Regions from separate parts of the Homo sapiens genome. Here all the other regions are linked to region 2. Evidence: chromatin loops called from intact Hi-C (ENCODE). Cell type or tissue: Caco-2. All regions are shown on one strand. Region 1 overlaps DCDC1 (doublecortin domain containing 1). Region 2 overlaps DNAJC24 (DnaJ heat shock protein family (Hsp40) member C24). Region 3 overlaps DCDC1 (doublecortin domain containing 1). Region 4 overlaps DCDC1 (doublecortin domain containing 1).

What was found. A loop is a pair of places that touch in the nucleus more often than their neighbours do. Peaks named below come from ENCODE experiments on the same cell type or tissue, not always from the same donor. Only the 100,000 strongest peaks of a DNase experiment are listed, where the experiment ranks them.
Region 1: a loop joins it to region 2, with 19 times the contacts of the local background. A loop is called at or near these places in 10 of 110 quality-filtered maps.
Region 3: it touches region 2 in a loop (13-fold over the local background); 3 of 110 quality-filtered maps call a loop at or near these places.
Region 4: it touches region 2 in a loop (9-fold over the local background); 10 of 110 quality-filtered maps call a loop at or near these places.

Annotation. Positions count from the first base shown.
Region 1 is chr11:31,239,351-31,241,850 of GRCh38, forward strand. It overlaps DCDC1 (doublecortin domain containing 1), which reads right to left. Exons shown (of 39, transcript NM_001387274.1): 9 at 2,100-2,266. Among named protein-coding and RNA genes, the nearest start is that of DCDC1, 130 kb to the right of the region's middle. In Caco-2, a CTCF peak has its summit at 1,159 (motif pointing right); a DNase peak (open chromatin) is centred at 1,151.
Region 2 is chr11:31,386,099-31,388,598 of GRCh38, forward strand. All of the region lies in intron 2 of DNAJC24 (DnaJ heat shock protein family (Hsp40) member C24), which reads left to right. Among named protein-coding and RNA genes, the nearest start is that of DNAJC24, 17 kb to the left of the region's middle. In Caco-2, no CTCF peak of the experiment used is centred here; a DNase peak (open chromatin) is centred at 1,563.
Region 3 is chr11:31,105,615-31,108,114 of GRCh38, forward strand. It overlaps DCDC1 (doublecortin domain containing 1), which reads right to left. Exons shown (of 39, transcript NM_001387274.1): 13 at 1,183-1,346. Among named protein-coding and RNA genes, the nearest start is that of DCDC1, 260 kb to the right of the region's middle. RefSeq lists a silencer at 1,476-1,655. In Caco-2, a CTCF peak has its summit at 1,551 (motif pointing right); a DNase peak (open chromatin) is centred at 1,567.
Region 4 is chr11:31,235,287-31,237,786 of GRCh38, forward strand. The region is part of intron 9 of DCDC1 (doublecortin domain containing 1); the gene reads right to left. Among named protein-coding and RNA genes, the nearest start is that of DCDC1, 130 kb to the right of the region's middle. In Caco-2, no CTCF peak of the experiment used is centred here; no DNase peak of the experiment used is centred here.

The DNA.
Region 1 (2,500 bases), 150 kb before region 2:
GTCAGGCTTAACACCTAAGCACTGATGGTCTGTTAAGGGTATGACTACAGGGACTTCTCTAAACATTCAAATAATTTTAAATTAAGTCTTAATATAACACTACAAAAGAAGAAAACCTCAAGCATACATAAAATAGAGCACATCTAAAGCAACAGAAATTTACATAAAAATACATAATGAGCAAACTTCTGCTTATTTTTCTTCATTTTTATATTTCCAAATAAAACTTAAGTATCATATTAAAACTGCTGAATGTAAAGCTATGAATTATTACAACTTAGTGGAAGAAAAAAGCTTTAGGAGAAATGGCAAAGAGCATAGGTTTCAAAATATTCTTAAATTTCATATAATGTTGAAATCTTTACAGACTGCCCAAACAGACAATCACAGAGACACTAAAATGTTAAATTTTGTTCATAATTTAATATTTAATAAAATATATTTTTCATCAATTTTGAGTCATAAAGAATTTTTTAATGAAAGCAGTAAGTAATTCTGAAAGTATTTTTTTCTTACAATGCACAGAGCTCTTTTAAATCTAGTATAGCAATTTATACTTCTTTAAATTTTACATGTTTAAGACAGTGGAAGAAAAACATGCCATTATTTCTGGGATGTTTCTTATTTCTAACATCCTTACTTGAAATAAAACTTAGAAAATGTTTAAGCTTGTCTTTAGATTTTATTTAAACAGTGCTTTTCCTGAATTGGAGAATTGTCTCATTATTTCTTCTAACATTAAATAATTTTAAATTTCAATAAGTGGAATCAAACCACATTAATTCCAAAAAATTATTGTAATGCAATTAATCATGATCCATTTTATAATATCATGATATCTTAAAACTTAAATAATATTTCAACTACAATAATTTAATCTAAATGCAATAAAATATTTTATACTAGTTTCTATATATAATGGCTTAATAAAGAACATTCGTTTGGATTTTTCTTTCTTTCATTGTATTATTATGAATAGTCTTATCTATGATAATTATAATCCTGTTTCTGGATTTGCTGAATATAACGAGACAAACCAAACACATTTTGCGAAGTTTTCTTGGGAAGATGTTTTTTGCTAGTTCTGGATACCTTAGTACAACACTTTATTCCAAAGTCAATACAAGTTGTTCTTTTCCAAACTCGACAGCAGGAGGTGCTGTGTGAACACTAAGACTGATAGCCCATTCCCACCTCCCCTTCCTCTCTGCAAGCAGAGAATAATATAGCATGATGCTTTCAAAATATTCATTTTTCAGCAGTCTGTGGTCTCGGATAATGAGCCCAGTTCTAAACTGGAACCTCCCAGTTCAAAATATAAAACCTAGTCCTCATTTAGCTTGGTAAAAACATGTGCTTCGATTCTTAAAACCAAGTACAAAGAGGATTTTTTAAATGTGGCAATTCCATTTTTATGTTATAAATGGCATCAGTTATTCTGCTTTACAAATGTGAATCCTACTTTAAGATAAATCAAAAGTCCCTATACATGATTATAAAAATACCAGCCTTTACCCACACACATACAAACATGAAATAAATACACAGGAATTAAAGGACAAAATCCGGTTTAACCTGATTCAAATAAACTAACTCTGTTTCTATACTTTTGACTCCTGAAACAGACAAGTTAAATAAGGATAAATGAAGTAAGCTACTCTTGACATGAAGTTGATTCACGATTTCATTTTTCAGAATGTGATTTGTTGTATTCTAGCCCCCATAAATCTGATTTTATGCTGGAAAAAAATAGAATGCTAAACATTTCAACCTTCAAATGACTTAGGAGCTATTTATTCTCTTATTTAAAGTAATTGTCTATAGAATTTCCATGTAAGAAGCTGCCTTCACTTTGCCCAGTATGCGCTGCAAGAAAAGATGAGACATATGACATCTTATACCAAAAGACAGATACAATTAGCTCCATTATTGTTGGCTTTGAGATTACAGAAACAGCATTTTTGGCTCCCTAACAGGCACTGAGCTCACAAAATACATGTCACAGTTCTTTTATGACACAAAGCCAATCATTGCCTCTATACAACCAAGTATATTTTTAAAACATATAATAAAGAAATTTTTAAAGAGGGATGACTCACCTGTTTATAATATTTTTTTGCAGACTTTAATCGTTGGTACAGGGCCAAAAGAACTCCTTGGATGTACATCTTAGCTCCTGAGGGGCTGAAACCTTCTCCCTTAGAGACCCAAAGTAGTCCTCGCAAAGGTGTGATGGAATTTTGCAGGCATTTTTCAAGCAGAGGAACTATGCAAGAAAAGAAGGGAAAAAAATTCTTTTGACCCAACCCAACCGAAATACACTGCCTGGAACACAGCCCCAATACCAGAGCTAACTCTTAACATCTATTATTTATAACTGACCTGGGTTAAGTCTTAGAGAGGCAATTCCTGCGTTACTAGTGGCCACCATGAAGGATGTATTTATATTGAGACACCCCCCATGCAAGACTCATAAGCTTTGTGAGCACACCTGAATAGT
Region 2 (2,500 bases):
TTCCAATTCCAGCAAACCCTGCCACCATGAGCTAAAGTTCTCTGGGGTCATAAGTAAACTTGAAAGGCAGTCTAGGCCACAAGGGTTGTAATTCCTGGACACGTGTTATGCTGGGCTCAGAGCCAGTTGACTTGGGGTCCACGTGACCTGATGAGATACCAGCTAGGGTGGCCCAGGGAGTACTTGCATCAACCCTCCCCCAACCCTAGGCAATGCAGCTTACAACTCTGGGAGAGATTCCTTCCTTCTGCTTGAGATGAAGATAGTAGAGAGTAAAGGCAACTATGTCTGGCAACTTGGATGCCAGCTCAGCCACAGTAGAATAGGGTATCAGGCAGAGTCCTGAGGCCCCCCATTCTAGGCTGTAGCTCCTAGACTACATTTCTAGACACACCATGAGCCAGAGGGGAACCTTCTGCCTTGAAGGGAAGGATCCAGTTCTAGCAGGATTCATCACCAGCTGACTAAAGAGATGTTGGGCCTTGAACATCACTGGTACCCAGGCAGTACTTGCTGTGGGCCTTGGGTAAGACGCAGGGCTGTGCTGGCTTCAGATGTGACCCACCACATTTTCAGCTATGGTGGCCATGGAGAGAGACTCCTGCAGAGGAAAGGAGAGAGACAAGTAAAGGGACTTTGTTTTGTACCTTGGATACCAGCTTCGCTACAGTGGGGTAGAGCACTAAGTGGGTTCCTGGCATCCCCAGCTCCAGACTGTGGCTCCTGAACAACATCACTGGACCTTCCCTGGGCCAGGAGGAGCCCACTGCCCTGAAGGGAGAGACCCCGGGCTGGCAGCATTCACCCCAAGCTGACTGAAGAGTCTGTAGGCTTTGAGTGAACATCAGTGGTAGCCAGGCAGTACTTGCTGCAGGCCTGGGATGGTGGTGACCATAGGGGAGAGACTCCTTCTGCATGAGGAAAAGAGAGGAAAAAGTGGGAAAGACATTGTCTTGTGGCTTGGGTGCCAGCTCAGCTACAGTACAATAGAGCACCAGATAGACTCCTACGATTCCAACTCCGGGCCCTGGTCCCAGATAGCATCTCTGGGTTTGCCCAGGGCCAGGGGGATCTTACTGTCCTGAAGGGAAGGACAGAAGCCTGGCTGAATTCAACACCTGCTAATTATAGAGCACTGCGACCTTGAGTGAACATAGGTAGGTAGCCAGGTAGTGGTCACTGTGGGCCTTTGGGCAAGAACCAGTGCGGTGGTGGCTTCAAGTCTGAGCCACCACAGTCCCAGTGGTGATGGCCACAGAGGTGCTTGTGTTACCCCTTCCCCAGCTCCAGGCAGCTTAGCACAGAGAGAGAGAGACTGTATTTGGGGGAAAATAAGGGAAGAGTACAAGAGCCTGGCTAGTAATCCAGGGAATTCTCCCAGATCTTACCCAAGATCACCAAGGCAGTAACTCTACAAGTCTGTAAGAGCCACAGCATTACTGGGCTTGGGATGCCCTCTAATGAAGATATACGAGCAGTGACCAAAGACTTAGATTACAACACACAAGTCTCTCTGAATACTTGGAATGCCTTCCCAAGAAGGACAGGCATAAACAAGCACAGACTACAAAGACTGCAATAAATTCCTAATTCTTCAATGCCCAGGCACCAGTGAACATCCACAAGCATCAAGACCATCCAGGAAAACACGACCTCACCAAACAAACTAAATAAGGCAACAGTGGCCAATGCCAAAGAGATAGAGATATGTGACCTTACAAATAGAGAATTCAAAATAGGTGTTTTGAGTGAAATTTAAGATAACGCAGAGAAGCCTTTCAAAATCCTATCAAATAAATTTAACAGAAAGATGGAAATAATTAAAATGAATCAAGCAGATATTTTGGAGCTGACAAATGGAATTCATATCCTGAAGAATTCATCAGCATATCTTAACAGCAGAATTGATCAAGCAGAATAAAGAATTAGTGAGCTTGAAGACAGGCTCCTTGAAAATACAGTCACAAGGGACAAAAGAAAAAAAAATAAAAAAAGAAGGAAGCATGCCTACAAGACCTAGAAAATAGCCTCAGTAGGGCAAATCTAAGAGTTATTAAACTTAAAGTGGAGGTAGAGAGAGAGAGGCGTAGAAAGTTTATTCAGATGGTTAATAACAGAGAACTTCTCAAACCTAGAGGAAGATATCAATATTCAAGTACAAGAAGGTTATAGAACACCAAGCAGATTTAACCGAAATAAGACTACCTCAAGATATTTAATAATCAGATTCCCAAAGGTCAAGGACAAAGAGAGGATCCTAAAAGCAGCAAGAGAAAAGAATCAAATAGCATGCAAAGGAGCTCTAATGTGTCTGGCACCAGCCTTCCCAGTGGAAACCTTACAGGCCAGGAAAGAGTAGCATGACATATTTAAAGTGCTGAAGGAAAAAAATCTTATTCTAGAATAGTATATCCAGCAAAAAATATCCTTCAAATATGAAGGAGAAATAAAGACTTTTCCAGACAAATACAAGCTGAGGGAGTTCATCAACCAGACCTGT
Region 3 (2,500 bases), 280 kb before region 2:
CAAAAACTTACCATTCCTTAGAGATTTTTTAATTCTCTAAATTACACAGCCTAAGAAATCATCAAGCATTTTAATATTTCATCTGGGACAGATGAAATAAAATTTTGTAACATGTGATCCACAACTTATTCTAGCAACATCTTCCAAAACCTTGATGGATTTCTGAGTACATTTGTTTCAGTATTCGAAATTTTAACTATTTGAATATATAGCAAATCCAATAGCCCTTGCTTTGCTAAGATTTAGGTTTATTTATGCTATTTTCATTATAGTTAATATATGATCAGTTATACTCTATATGAAAAATTATTTTCCCTTATTCTGTTCTACAGATAATAAGCTAAAAAAATTAAAAATAGAGAAGTGTGTTTAAGTTTCCTGACAAGCAGTTTCAGAGTTCATCTGGATGTGTTCTGTCAAAATATGCATAAATTTCCTAGATATTGAAAACAACAGCCCAGCTCATCAGTGCCTATATACTGCAGCCTTTTTCTTTCTTCAGAAACACAGATAATTTTATGCAGGAATTTACCAATCTACAAAAATTTACACAATGCTCAGCAATAACCAGTAATTATTGTGGGATAATGTAAGGTGCTTTTGAGGAATATAACTTTGATAGGATAGGGCTTACAAGCTTTACCAATTTATCTTTAGCTGTCCTGTCATTGGTGCTTAAAAGGTTAAGACTTTATTTGTGAAAACATAGAGAGATAGTGGGGAATCATGTTGTCTACAGCTTCATAAATCTTGCTTAAGATCCTTTTCAATTACCATCCATTTCTCCTTTAAAAAGGGACAAAAAAAATAGAGGAGTGGAAGCAGGTCAGGGCAGTGTGCGACAATGACAGTGTGATGGGCTTGGGCCCCCCGTGGCGTTTCCATCTGCTATCATTAAGGTGACTACTCAGACATGAACAAATCCCTCTTGCTGTGCTGACAGGCAGACTTCAAGAACTATGACAAGGCATTAAGACAGAAAGTCACAGACAGAGATAGAGAGAGAGAAGGAGATGTCATATTCCACCAACAATACTGCCTTGCAAAAACACCTCTAAAATTTTATTGGAATTCAAAATAAAAAATGTTTCATGAAGGGTGCTACTTGACTTCTCAAATCCGCTTTCAAATTAGCTCTCCCCTGGAAAGATTGAGGACAGAAAACAAACCCCTTGCTCCTACCTGTATGCTCTACCATAAGAGACCCAAATTTTTTGCTCATTCTTCAGCGAAAGTGGATTCTTAATTTCTTGGCCATTCTCATCAAAAAGCCGCATTGAAGAATAATTGAGGCCTGGTGGGTTGATGGAAGAACCTTGAAGCCTTTGATGAATCTTGAGAAGTAACTGGTTGGGGGTTAGAGGGGCAGAGGGGATAGAGGAGAATAAATAACCTAAAATGGGAACATCTGTAATAAACTGTCTCTACTCTGTAACAAATGAAGTCCAAACAAATGATAATTAAATTCATATAGAATGTTAAAAGAAGTGTGAAATGACGGCAATGTTTAGCTCAGTGTAAAGTAACAAAATGAGCATGGGCTTTTAACCAGCAGGGGGGGCCACAGGCTTGTGATTGAGCTCTGACCCTTTGGCACGGGGACTGAAAGCAGATGTGACAGTCTTACAGAAAGAGCATTTAGCTTCTACACATGGTAACGGTCCTCTTTGATAAGGGTTACGCTTTTCTTGTCTGAGCTACACATTTTGTTAGGGGCCTTCCAGACCACGTTCAAGTTTCACAATCACCAATCTCCCTGTCCCCAGCAAATCTCAGGTAACCAGTAGTAGGACAACTGCCAAAATTAAAATGACTTTTAGCCTAAGTTGGTTCACTTACAAAGATCTCTCCCTAGAAGCATTTTAATTATGAACCCTGAAATAGCTTGTGGACATCTTCAATAATGAATGTTTTTAAGTTGTAAGAAAGACATCATGGAAGTGTGAAGTATGAAAAGCTGTCATTTAATATTTAAGATAATAGCATTATCAGTGTTTGCTTCTATCTTGCATTTAGAGTCTCTAAATTATCAAGATATTTCTAATTTAGGGCATATTTCAAATATAAAGTAAATCTAACAGAACTGTGCTGCATATGGTATTTGAAAAGACATTTTTCATTATCCTCTGTCACCTTTGTTTAAGTGTTTCAGCCTTTGCTCTTCCTTGCTCTGCACTCCACCCTATCCATCACTCTTCCCCCAGCCTTCTGTCACGGGGTTCCTTTTCATCTCTCCCTTGTCAGTTCTTGTGTCTCTCGGTTTCTTGTTATCCTGTAATCCCTGCAGGGATGTAGATATAGCTGTGGTCTTTTCTGGCCTAACTGCAGTTCAGGGTCCTTTCTTTTCTTTTCTTTTTTGCTCCTCTATTAATCCCCATTGAGGGTATATTGAGAAGTGCTAAATGCTGAGGCTTAGAGGAAAGAAGGGAAAGTCACAGGTCTTCCATGCATCTCAGGTGTCTCACGATTGGCTGTAAACTCTTGACTGAGCAAATATTTC
Region 4 (2,500 bases), 150 kb before region 2:
GAAAAAATGCATTAATAATATATTAATGCCAAATTATTCATCTCAGGGAAACTTAAAGTGCCTACCTCTATAAACTTAGAAAAATGGTCCATATTCTGTAAAGGGAGAGTTGAGTAGAAAAAAAAAACACAACTTTCCTTGTTAAGTCAATCTGTATCCATATTAAGTTTACTTTATCTGTATTATAATTAAAACACTTAAATTGGGATTTTTATAAAATTTTCTATTCAGTCACAAGTACAGAGGATAAATGATTTTTAAATATTTCCATATTAGTTCATTCAAAAAGTATTATAAAATGAAACAATTTAAATAATTTTTAATTAATCAAGAAAAGTAAGGTGATAACTAATATTTTTAATATGTTGATAAAGATGGAGACATATTCCTAGATGATCCCCAAATGGAATTCACTTTTCATCAAAATGTTCAGAATTGCATAAGCAGAAAAGTCTATCTTTCCTTTATGAGATGCAGTTTTTAAGTTAAAAATATTTATTTTAAAATACCATTTGAAACGTAAGTTGGCCCTTATTCTTTGGAGAAGGTTTAACATTAATACAGATAATTTTTCTAATTGAAAGACACCCAGCTGAGATGTCAATAAAGCTCTCTGGTTTTACAGAACTGAATTACCATGTAAAAAAGAAAAACCTCTATTTTTTTCCAAAGTGAATTATTTAATAAATAGTTTTCATGATAAAAAGTTCAATTTTGAGCTAGAGATACATATTTGACACTTGGTAGTATAATTCTAAGAGAATTAGAGAAAAACACAGATTTGAAAATTTTCTCCTGACCTAAACAGCTTTATGACAAGTCAAATGAAATGTTCCATGAAGATAAATATGTCATGGATAAATGATGGAAAATAAACACTATTTCAATATCACTTCTTATTTTATTCCACTGTCACTTCCCCCCTCTCTGTAATAATTACCTATGCACAAACTCTAGATGGCAATATTGCACTTACTGTACTTTTGAGAAAATTGTCACAGTCGATCTCCACATATCCTCTTTATCAACATTTTATGTGCCATGGATCTATAGCCTCTTATTATAAGTGTAATGAAGCAGAAGTTATTGAAGCATTTTATTGATTGCTCAGATCACAAGTTTACTGCCATACTGAATTGGCACCTTACTCACTGAAGCAAACTGCTGACACCTTTTTTAAAAAGTGACAACTACATCTATTTCATGACCAGAAATCCATTTTCATCTCTATCAAGACAAGAATGCAATTTTCACTTCATTTAACTGATGTTAGGCCTGCTCAAAGCATGACACTTAGAAAGAGACACAAGTTTAAGGTTCTTAAAATACTTCAAGTAACTAGAATGCAGCTTGGTTTCAGGAAAAAAAAAATCAACAATCACTCAAATCTACAAACAACCTAATATTCTAAAAAAAATTACTTACCAGAACCTTCAGAAGTAGTTTTCATCTCGAAATGACTATCACACTATTTTCATGTTTTTAATAGTATATTATGTTTATATATTATAGATTTTGTTCCAAGGTTTCAAAGGATAATTAGGAAGTTTGTTAAAAACTGAAATATTTTAAGTGTTGTCACAGAAAGGCTAAGTCAAAGAAACAGCTCAATTTTTAAAGTATATACAGAAAATGAAATAGAGATAGTTATTCATTCAATGATGTAGAACCAATAAATTATTTTAATTGACACAGGATCTGAAAAGACAAACTTCAAGCACTTCTTTTTTGAAAAATTAAAATACTAAGATTCCTTTTAAAATACTTTATGCAATAAACAAATTTTGTCAATAATAAATGTAATTCAAGCATATTTTGAGATGAATCAATTCTGGATAGAATTATATTATACTATTGTTTGATACCTAATTACCAAACTTATTGAAAGTGTGGATAAAGTGAGCCAACATTAACTTACACAATTTTTTAAACAAAATCTAAGTGCTTTGGTAGAGCTTAGTTTTAGTATGTTAACAAAATACATTTCAATTTTAAACTGCAAAAACAATATATACTCAAGCTAGATGGTTATTTCCTCATCAAATAATATGCCCACAAAATAAATCTGCAATATTGTTACAATTTAAAAAGTAAAACCTAATTTTTGAAATAGAAATTCAGTACCTGAGATTGCTAAACACAATATGCCAAATATAGAACTTTTACATATAACATATATAACAGCATCCAAAAAAGTTAACTTGCTTAAATTAATAAACAAAAGAGACTACATACATGCAAAAAAATTTAAATTTAAATCACTCGGGCCAAAAATTATATAAACCTCAACAAACTTTATTAAGTAATGATTTACTACAAATAGCTCAAATACACATTTCAAAATTAAAATTACAGAAATAAAACATTTTCCCACAACTTCAGACATAAATAGAAATTGCAGTGTTTTTCAATACACTACCAAAGTTTAGAAAATACCCCAAGAATTTAAGAAATATTGGAGAATACTTTGGTTTATTTATTTTGCTTTAAGTAATCAAAT